2 separate regions of the Homo sapiens genome follow, and region 2 is linked to region 1. The links are chromatin contacts, found by Hi-C or POLR2A ChIA-PET in ENCODE. All regions are on one chromosome and are shown on one strand. Each heading gives the region's core, a stretch centred on a gene start or an enhancer-like site at or near the end of the contact. The rest is flanking DNA. Distances are from core to core; before and after follow the strand shown.

Region 1 (4,896 bases), core at 977-3,476:
GGATGGTCCGCAGGGAAAGGATTGTTATCTCAGTTTTTTTACGAGGGAGGAAATGGAAACTCAGAGGCACTTCCTGGAGCCCACCCGGTGCGGGGCTCTGAAGAACCGGAGCCCGGCTTCCCCGGGACCTGCTGTGAGACCTTGAGAAGGCTGCTTGCCTTTGCTGAGCCTGTTTCCTCATCTCTAAGATGGAAACAGAAACAGGACCTGTTTCCCAGGGCAAGCTGGAGCCTTCGGTGAGATCATGCACCAAGCTAACAGTAGGCTCAGGGTCTGGTGGGTTCGGAGAATTCACCCAGAGGTGCCAGTTCTGATCTCATCTGCCTATTTCTGCCTGAAGGGAGAGGCAGGGGATGGAAGCGGAGTTCCCAGCTCTGGGTCAAAGCTGGGAGGCCAGTGAGAGCCATCCTGGGGGAAATGAGGCCAGAGAGGTGGCCGGGGTTCCCCCAAGATCCCCCTGAGCTCTCTTCTGCGCAAACCCTCGGGAAACTCTAGCATCCCAGAGTTTGTCGCTGGGAATACACAACCGGGTCACCTGCAAGGGGCGGGGCCAGCGCCTCTTTCAAGGGTTCCCTCCCAGCCCCTCCCTCCCCAGGGGGGCCGCTCTCCTCCCCTAGTGGGGTGGATGGAAGGACGCCAGGGGGTCCAAGGCATAGCAATGGGAGGGACGGGGGATAAGGGCGGCGGCTCCACTCGTCCACCTCCTGCTATGGCTCTGAGGACAAAGGCGCTACCAGAGGATAGATAAGGTCCCGAAACCGGGGAGTCCGGAACCCGGAGCCAGGAGCGCCCGCCCCGCCCCTCCCTGGCTCGGCGAGAGTGAAACCAGGAAAACTTCCCCGGCGACGTCTCCGTCGCCCCCGACCATTCATAGGGAAAGGGAGGAGTCTCCCAGCCTCTGGGACTCGGGGCCTCCCGTTCTATCTGGGACTCAGGCGACTGAGACTCCAGCCTCAAGACAGAGCCTTCGACCCTTGATCATATCTGGAGCCCAAGAGACGGGGCCCGCTGCTCGCACTTCTGTTTGGATCTCAGAAGACGTTCCTCTGCCTACAATTAAGTCTGAAGCCCACGAGATCGAGTCTCCTGTCCCCCGGTTCTGCCGGGAACCCTGAAAACGAAGCCCCCTGCCCACAATTAAATCCAGAAGCTACAAGTTTGATCCTCTCTCGCCCCCAGTTTTACCTAGATCCCAGTTAGACTTAGCGCCTAGCCTCCATTCTACCAGGGACCCTGAAGACGGAGCCCCCGGCCCCTAATTTTTCTGGAGTCCACGGAGTCAGAACCCCCAACTCCCTGAGGTTCGGGGTTGGAGCTCCGAGCTCAGGCCCTTCCCCCTAAGTCGCCAGAACTCTTATCCTTAGCCCTCCAAGGGACCCGAATCAGGTCCGCTTGTCCTCAGTTCTCTCCGGGCCTCAGACGCCCAAGCCGGGAAGAAGGAAAAATAGGGGAGGGAGGTGGTCTCGCCTCTTCCTCGAGACCTTACTGCGGTAGGTGGGGGGAACATTCCCCACATTCCTGAGAGGGGTAGAGGAGACAGAGACCCAGATCCGGGTGAACTACTCGGCGCGGGGTGGGGAGGGGGCACCAGGCCTTCCTGGGATTTAACCCTTTCGGCGCGGGAATCCGAGAAATGGGGAGGGGGACAGACAAGCAGGCGTAGGATGGGCAATTGGATTAAGAAGGATGGGGGTGGTGGTGAGAGAGATGCAGAAAGGAGGGGTCAGAGTCTCCTCGAGAGAATCGGACGTGTAGGGGGTCGGAGTCTGTGGGGCCAGCCAGGAAGGGGGCACGCGAGAGGGGGCTCGGGGAGCCGGGGGTGGGCGGGGAAGGTGCTCGGCTTCCCCAGCTCGGAAGGTAAGGTTGGAGGGGGTCCGCGCGAGGGCAGGGGGCCGTCCGCTCGTCTCACCGGTTTCCAGGAGCAGCAGCAGCAGCAGCGGCCACAGCAGCGGCGTCGGCGGCGATCTCGACGGCAGGAGGGCAGCGGCCCGGGCCATGGAGGGCCCGGGAGGGGACTGGGCCCGGCCGGAGGCCCGCGGGCCACTCTGTGGGGGCCGATCGGCTGGGCGGTTTAGTAGGTGCCTGTGGGGCTCCGGCTCCGGCTCCGGGCCGGTTCCCGCTGCGCTCTAGCCTCCCTGTTCTGCTCTCCCGGCCCAGCTCTCCCCGCCCGGCTCGGCACCCCCGGCCTCTCGCTCAGCTCCGGCGGTTCGAACCCGCTGACGTCACAGGATCCACCCGCTGCTCCCCCGAGTCAAGCCGACCCTGGCTCCGGCCCCGCCCCCTCCTGGCGTTCTGACCCCGCCCCCCGGATTCCACCCCTGTTCCTCCCCGGGATTCCATTCTCGCTCCTCCCCAGGATTCTAAGGTCGCCCCTGCCAAAGAATTCTGTCTCCTTCGCTCCCGGCGTTAAACCACGCCCCCTAAGGTCTAGCCACGCCCCCTCTGCTCCCGAGTAGTTCCCACGCCCCGCCCCCTGCCTACCGGCCGCCTCGCCAAGGTCTTGCCACGCCCCTTTCGGCCCTTCCGGCCGACTCCGCCCCCACCAGCCCCGCCTCCACCAGCCCCGCCCCTCGCCCTAGCCGGAGTTCTCTCGGTCTCTTAGCTCAGTCCGTCCTGGCCTCTGTCCCACCCACAGTTCGAATCCTGCCCTTTCCTGCCTGCCCGGGTCCTCTCATCACAGTTGCCTGAGGCACGTGGGGCTTTACGGTTCTGCCCCCAGCACGTCCCGGTTGTGCGACCTCCCCGCAGGTCGAGCCCATCGCCCTGAGCCTGTTTCTCGTACCCTCGTGCGTTTCTAATCTCTGCCCCGAACTCTAGGTGTCGCTGCACTCGTTTCTTTCTGGATTTCTCTGTCTCTCTTACGTGTCTTTGTGTCTCTCTCACTCTCTTTGGGTCTTCCTCTCTGTCCCTGTATTTCTGCCTCTCTGGGTCTTTCCGTCCTCATGCTTCGGTGTCGCTCTGTTTCTGGTCTTCCTTTGTCAGTCACTGTTTCTTTATTTCAATAAAAGAGACGGGGCGGGGGGGCGGCGGGGTCTCACTATGTTGCTGAGGCTGGCCTCAAGCGATCCTCCCGGCTCGGCCTCCCAAGATGCTGGGATTACAGGCGTGAGCCACCAAGCCCGGCCTGTCTGTCACTGTTTCTGGGTCACTTGGTCCCCATGTCTCTTTCCATCCTTTGACTCTGTCTCTGTGTCTCTCTGTCTCTATCTGTGTGCCTCTCTGTCTCTGTCTCTATTTCTGTGTATCTCTGTCTCTATCGGCCTGTCTCTGTGCCTCTCTGTCTCTGTGTGCCTCTCTGTCTCTGTGTTTCTCTGTCTCTATCTCTGTGCCTCTCTATCTCTGTGCTTCTCTGTCTCTGTCTCTCCGTGTGTCTCTCTCTGTCTCTATCTGTGTCTCTCTGTCCCTGTCTCTTTCTCTGTGTCTCCCTCTCGGCGTCTCTTGTCTCTGCGTGCGAGTCTCTCTCGCTGTCTCTCTGTCCCTGCTCTGTTCTCTGCTTCCTTCCCTCCCTACCTCCCTGCGCGCCCTGGTCCTCCCCTCCCAACACCTGCTCCGCGCCGCCTTCTCACCGCAGCCACCCGCCAGGGGGCAGCAGAGACCGGCCCCCGCGCTGCGCTGGCCCGGCCGGGCTGGGTGGGGCTGGGCTCCAGTCCGGCCTCCGGACCTGGTCACTCCCCGCGTCCTTGTCCCACTTCCCCTATCTCCCCAGCCTCCTCGCGTCTTTGTGTCTCTCGCTCAGACTCGGGCCCTTTGTCTCTCCCAGCGGCTCGCCCTCCTCCCTACCCCCACCTACCTCTTCGCATTCTTTGGGCTGCCCAGGGGGAGCTGGTGAGGCCGCGCCGGGGGGCGGGATGAGGGCGCGAAGCGGGAGGCCGGGGGAGGGGGTGCCACGGAGCGCCAGTCTGGGCCCAAGTTCGTCCAGGGCCAGGAGGCGCGGAGCTGCTCAGCTGGGGGCAGGTGCTTGGGGGCTTCTTGCCCTAGCAAGAGGACCACCTAGGCTCGCCCTCCCTTCCACCTGCCACACACCTGGGCTTTCCTCCCCAGAAGGACTAGGTTTCAAGTAGCAGAGGCTGTTATCCCTCCGCATTCGAGTCTTAGTTATGATCCTTTTTTTTTTTTTTTCTTTGAGACGGAGTCTCGCTCTGTCGCCCAGGCTGGAGGGCAGTGGCGCGATCTCGGCTCACTGCAACCTCTGCCTCCTGGGTTCAAGCGATTCTCCTGAGTCAGCCTCCTGAGTAGCTGGGATTACAGGCGCGCGCCACCACGCCCGGCTAATTTTTGTATTTTTAGTAGAGACGGGGTTTCACCATGTTGGTCAGGCTGGTCTCAAACTCCTGACCTCCTGATCCACCCGCTTCAGCCTCCCAAAATGCTGGGATTGCAGGTGTGAGCCACCGCGCCCGGCACTTACGATACTGTTAATACATGTAGTCAGCACTTACCGTGTGCCAGGCACTGATCTAAGTGCACTGCGAATATTATCTCATGTAAGCCATGCAGCGCCATGGGCGATAGGGAAACTGAAGCAGAGAGATGAAGTGACTCACTGAGTTACAAAATGGCAGAGCCAGGGCGGGGCGCCCTGGCTGACGCCTGTAATCCCAGCACTTTGGGAGGCTGAGGCGGGTGGATCACTTGAGTTCAGGAGTTCGAGACCAGCCTGGCCGACATGGTGAAACCCTGTCTCTACTTGGGAGGCTGAGGCAGGAGAATCGCTTGAACCCGGGAGTTGGAGGTTGCAGTGAGCCGAGATCGCACCACTGCACTCCAGCCTGGGCAACAGAGTGAGACTCAGTCTGAAAAACATAAAATAAAATAGAAATTAAAAATAAATAAAAATAAACAAAATGGCAGAGCCAGAGCTGACTCTTCTAAGCACCTTATTTCTCTTAGTTAGTT
Region 2 (4,962 bases), core at 1,352-3,851, 240 kb before region 1:
GGAAAAAAGAAACGTGAGCAGCGAATCTGCAGAGCCGGAACTGCAGACTATGAGGGGCGGGGCGAAGTAGACGCCGTCTCCAAGAGCAGCGCGCAAGCGCGAAGCTGAGCCCACGCCTTCCTGCCGGAGTCCAAATAACGAATATTCAGCTCCCGCACATTCGTCAAGAGCCCAGGGAATGGAGTGCATAGAACTGAAAACACCTGGCGGGGCGCGGCGGCACACGCCTATAATCCCAGCACTTTGGAAGGCTGAGGCGGGAAGATCGCTTGAGTCCAGGAGTTCGAGACCAGCCTGGGCAACATAGCAAGGCCCCGTCTTTACAAAAAATTTAAAAATTAGCAGGGTCTGGTTACAGGAGCCTGTAGTTCCAGCTACTTGGGAGGTGGGAAGATCGCTTGAGCCCGGTAGGTTGAGGCTGCACTGAGCTATGATCGCGCCCCTGCACTCCGACCTGGTAGACAGAGCCAGACCCTGTCTCAACGAAAGGAAAGAAATGGGCCGGGCGCGGTGGCTCACGCCTGTAATCCCAGCACTTTGGAAGGCCGACACGGGCGGATCACGAGGTTAGGAGATCGAGACCATCCTGGCTAACACGGTGAAACCCCGTCTCTACTAAAAATACAAAAAATTAGCCGGGCGTGGTGGCGGGCGCCTGTAGTCCCAGCTACTCGGGAGCCTGAGGCACGAGAATGGTGTGAACCCGGGAGGCGGAGCTTTTAGTGAGCCGAGATCGTGCCACTGCACTCCAGCCTGGGCGACAGAGCAAGACTCCGTTCCCCCCCCCCCAAAAAAAACAAAGGAAATAAATGAAAACATTGAGGCTAGACTAACTGATGAAGAGTGGTAACGGCATGAAGAAGTCGAAAAGAAAGGCGGATAGGAGCTGCATTCAATATATGAGTGCAGTTGATGGATGCTGACAGGGATACTCTGGAGACGAAGTCTCGGCCCCTTCGCTAGTCTCTAGTCCTCCATTTGCTCGCTGCAGTTACATCAACAGCTCTCTGTATCGGGGTAGAGTTGCATAAAATACAACTTAAATTACAATGCTAAAATAAATATGAGCCCATGAGCGGTATCATAGGCCTGATTTTAAAAAACAAAACCTAGGAGAAGGTAGAAATTCCAAAGGCGAGAGACGAATCTGCCAACCTAAATCCTGGGTGACAAGGCTGGTGGATCACCGAGGCAAGAAAGAACCAGCGTGAGCTCAAGCCACACCCCTAGGCTCAGACCCAACGCTTGACATTCGCCGCCGCACTTTCGCCACGCTTGCCGAAGCGCACCCGGCTAACTAGAGGAGGCGGGGCTGAAACCATAAAAGGGAACTGGGGCGGAGCGAGCTGCGTCGTCGCCAAGGCAACTCGAGAGCTAAGTCCGGGCCTCGGCGGAGCCGGCGCTGCGAATGGACTGATGGCCGCTGAGGCTGCTCCTGGCGCGGTTCATCATCGGCCGCCGCACTTTCGCGACTGAGACGAAACGACACTCACCTTTACTTAATGGAAGGCTTCGCTTACATCCTGAACTTAAAGGAACTACAGAAAGGGACAGAAACTGCTTTCTTTTTAAACAATGCGCTGAAAGGTTACTAGTGATAGGAGGCTTAGTGAAGCGCGTGATGTGAACGGCCACGCTGCAAGGCTGGAGAGAAAAGAGGAGGGAGTGAAGTTGCACCCTGATCGCGAATCCTCGGCCTTTTATCAGGGGCGCCGCCACTCGGGGTCCGACCATTCGCCTCCAACGAGGGGACAGCGAATCTGCTGTCGTGTGCAGTCCACAGCAACCACAGGTGGGGCAACAGGAGGAGCGCTTGGGCACGACCACGTGACCCAGCACGAGCCACCGCCCGCCCCAAAATGAAATCAAATCCTAATCTCCCAATCCCGGCATGCCGGTCACTCCAGCCTTTCCAGGAGACTTGCGGCCGTGCAGCCCCTACACCTTTATCTGGACTCCTGTCGTACTTGGCCCAGCTCCACTGGATTCAGCCCTTGGATAACCACCCTACCAGCCCCTAAAGATGACTCCATCCCCGTCGGTATAGTTAATTAAAGAAAAACAGGAGTCGAATTTTCCTGGGGTAACTGGTTCTTTAGCAGGAGGGGAGCACTGGGGAGTATCTTCAGGGTGGCTGGACTTTGCAGCCTCTTTAATAACTTCCCCCTGTGCAGGTTGTATCCTTTATCACCCCACCCCGATGCCCCGGTCTTCAGGAAATGGCAGCAGGCCCATATTTCTGTAGGGTTCAGAGTTCTGTGAGGTAGAGCATTCCTTCCAATGGGATCTTAGAATTCCTAGAGTTGCAGAATTTTACTGACTAGACCCAGGAGGTCTCAGGAGTCCAGACTTGCTTAAAGCTTGGCTCAAAATTCCAAGGGAGCTCATAACTCCATGGGGCCCAGAGTTCCTGGCTCGGGAACATTGGGAGGCCTGGGATACAGTGCCTTAGCCTCAAGCAGAAAAGTGAACACAATATCTTTATGGCTTGAAGGTATATGAAATAATGTCACTACATCGGAGCAGCGCCTCTGCTTGCACACCTATGGGAGTCTGCAGCTGTGACACGTAGAAGTTGGCCACATCCAGGTCGGTGGCTCCAAAGTGGGCGGCCACACGCACACCCTCGTGCAACGTGAAGCTCACCTGATGACCCACCATGGCCAGCAGGCTGCGGAGGTAACGCTCCCGAAGGGCGGCTCGTGCCCGCTGCTCCTGGGATTCCAGGGATTCTTGAGCTATGGGACACTCCTGGATTTCAGGAACCTCTGGCCTCAAGGGGGCTCTGCGTCCATCAGGGGCAAAGCCACGGCTGAAGCCATCAGGGCCCCGGGGCAGCCGGAGCACAGGCACGGGAATGTTCACTGGAGTTTGCATTGTCTTGGCTGTTGAGTGAAGAAAAAGAGCAGGAAGTCATTACATGGTAAGCATGGGGCTAATGGAGGAGGGAGGAGTGGAAGCAGAGGCTGGTCTACCAGGCAGCTCCACTGCACCTGCCCCAGACTGATCCACCCTCCTAAAATCTGTGCCATCGTCCCCCAATGGCTTGGATCAGAAACAAAAGTGTCACATGCACAAAAACATGAGCCCCGTGAAGGCAAGGACCTTTGTCTGCTTTTATAATGTTTTTATCTCAACTTATAGGCAATAAATATTTGCCAAAAGATGAACCTGGCCAGGCATGGTGGCTCATGCCTGTAATCCCAGCCCTTTGGGAGGCCAAGGCAGGAGGATCACTTTGAAGCTGGGAGTTTGAGACCAGCCTGGGCAATATAGCGAGACCCCATTTCTAAAAATATATATATATATTTTACATTAGCTGGGCTACTCAGGAGGCTGAGGGAGAAGGATTAGTTGAGCCCAGGAGATGGAGGCTGCAGTGAGCTGTAATTGTGCAACTGCACTCCAGCTTGGGTGACAGAGTGAGACACTGTCTCTAAAAAAAAGAATAAACCCCAGCTTTCTCTCACACACAACCCACCCAATCCATCAGGAAATTCTATCTTCTAGATAGATTCCCACTCACACATGAGCTAGCTTGAAAGGGCTCCCAGTGGCCAAATCTGGAATTATTTGAACAATACAATAATGATAGTTACAGATTATAACCCACTGGATAAAACAGAAATCCAGAATCCATACCAATAATAAATAAATGAATAAATAAGGAAGAGAAGGAAAATATAATCCTTACTGTAGACTGGCAAGTAAATAAATATAAAAGGAATAGATGCAAAAATGTGTGGATAGGGCCGGGTGCGGTGGCTCACACCTGTAATCCCAACACTTTGGGAGGCCAAGGTGGGCGAATCACTTGAGGTCAGGAATTCGAGACCAGCCTGGTCAACATGGCGAAACCCCGCCTCTACCAAAAATACAAAAATTAGCCGGGTGTGGTGTCATGCGCCTGTAGTCCCAGCTACTCGGGAGGTTAAGGCAGGAGAATCATTTGAACCCAAAAGGCGGAGGCTGCAGTGAGCAGAGATCGCACCACAGCACTCTAGCCTGGGCGACAGAGTGAGACTCTGTGTCAAAAAAAAGAAAAAAAAAAAAAAGCATGGATGGGAGTTTGATGAAGTATAAGGTATCTACATAGTCTTAACAGACTTATAAGATATTCATTCACTGTAAAGGGCAAACACAAATTTATACTGGAGGAACCTGGTATGCACCCCCTTAACTTAGTGATCAAAGCCAACATCTCCAGGAATGGGACACTAAGAAGGCAGGGCACCACTTCTGTGCTATTCCTTTTCTTTTTTTTTTAAATTTTAAAGAGACAGGGTCTCACTATGTTGCCGAGGCTGGTCTTGAACTTCTGGCCTCAAGTGATCTTCCAGCCTCTGGGCCAAACAAGGACAACAGGGATAGGCATGGTGGCTCATGCCTATAATCCCAGCACCTCAGGAGGCCAAGGTGAGAGGATTGCTTGCGTTCAGGAGTTCAAGAGCAGCCTGGGCAACATGGTAAGACCTCGTCTCTACTAAAAATAAAAAACATTAGCCAGGCTTGACAATGTACTCGTGGAAGTCCCAGCTACTCAGAAGACTGAGGTAAGAGAATCACTGGAGCCCTGGAAGGTTGAAGCTGCAGTGAGCTATGATCGCGCCACTGCACTCCACGCCTGGGCAAGAGTGAGACTTTGTCTTAGAAAAAACAAAAACAAAAACAGCACAACTAACCTGGGCTCTTCAAAAATATTAAAGTCATAAAAGACAAAGAAAGGCTGAGAAAAAAATTGTATAAGGCTGGGAGCAGTGGCTCACACCTGTAATCCCAGCACTTTGGGAGGCCGAGGTGGGCAGATCACTTGAGGTCAGGAGTTCGAGACCAGCCTGGCCAACATGGTGAAACCCCGTCTCTACGAAAAATACAAAAATTAGCCAAGCATCGTGGCGGGCACCTGTAATCCCAGCTACTCAGGAGGCCGAGGCAGGAGAGTCACTTGAACTTGGGAAGCAG

Evidence for each region. A loop is a pair of places that touch in the nucleus more often than their neighbours do. ChIA-PET counts read pairs that join two places held with the same protein, here RNA polymerase II (POLR2A). Pooled maps may share reads with other maps.
Region 2: a loop to region 1 is called in a pooled map, with 6 times the contacts of the local background. The contact joins the promoter of GEMIN7-AS1 here to the promoter of NECTIN2 in region 1. A Hi-C loop is called at or near these places in 5 of 50 pooled maps. POLR2A ChIA-PET finds 5 or more read pairs at or near these places in 4 of 52 experiments (HEK293, SK-N-SH, activated CD8-positive, alpha-beta memory T cell and 1 more).

Annotation. Positions count from the first base shown.
Region 1 is chr19:44,843,627-44,848,522 of GRCh38, reverse strand. NECTIN2 (nectin cell adhesion molecule 2) reads right to left here and starts at 2,226. Exons shown (of 9, transcript NM_001042724.2): 1 at 1,910-2,226. The coding sequence starts at 1,997. RefSeq lists an enhancer at 1-516 and silencers at 2,156-2,255, 2,386-2,465, 2,546-2,595, 3,463-3,862.
Region 2 is chr19:45,088,030-45,092,991 of GRCh38, reverse strand. GEMIN7-AS1 (GEMIN7 antisense RNA 1) reads left to right here and starts at 2,601. Exons shown (of 2, transcript NR_134887.1): 1 at 2,601-2,923. It overlaps GEMIN7 (gem nuclear organelle associated protein 7), which reads right to left. Exons shown (of 3, transcript NM_024707.3): 3 at 1,474-2,885. The coding sequence starts at 2,877. The coding sequence ends at 2,482. RefSeq lists enhancers at 161-210, 1,551-1,600, 1,211-2,205, 2,206-3,201 and silencers at 1,258-1,442, 3,143-3,316.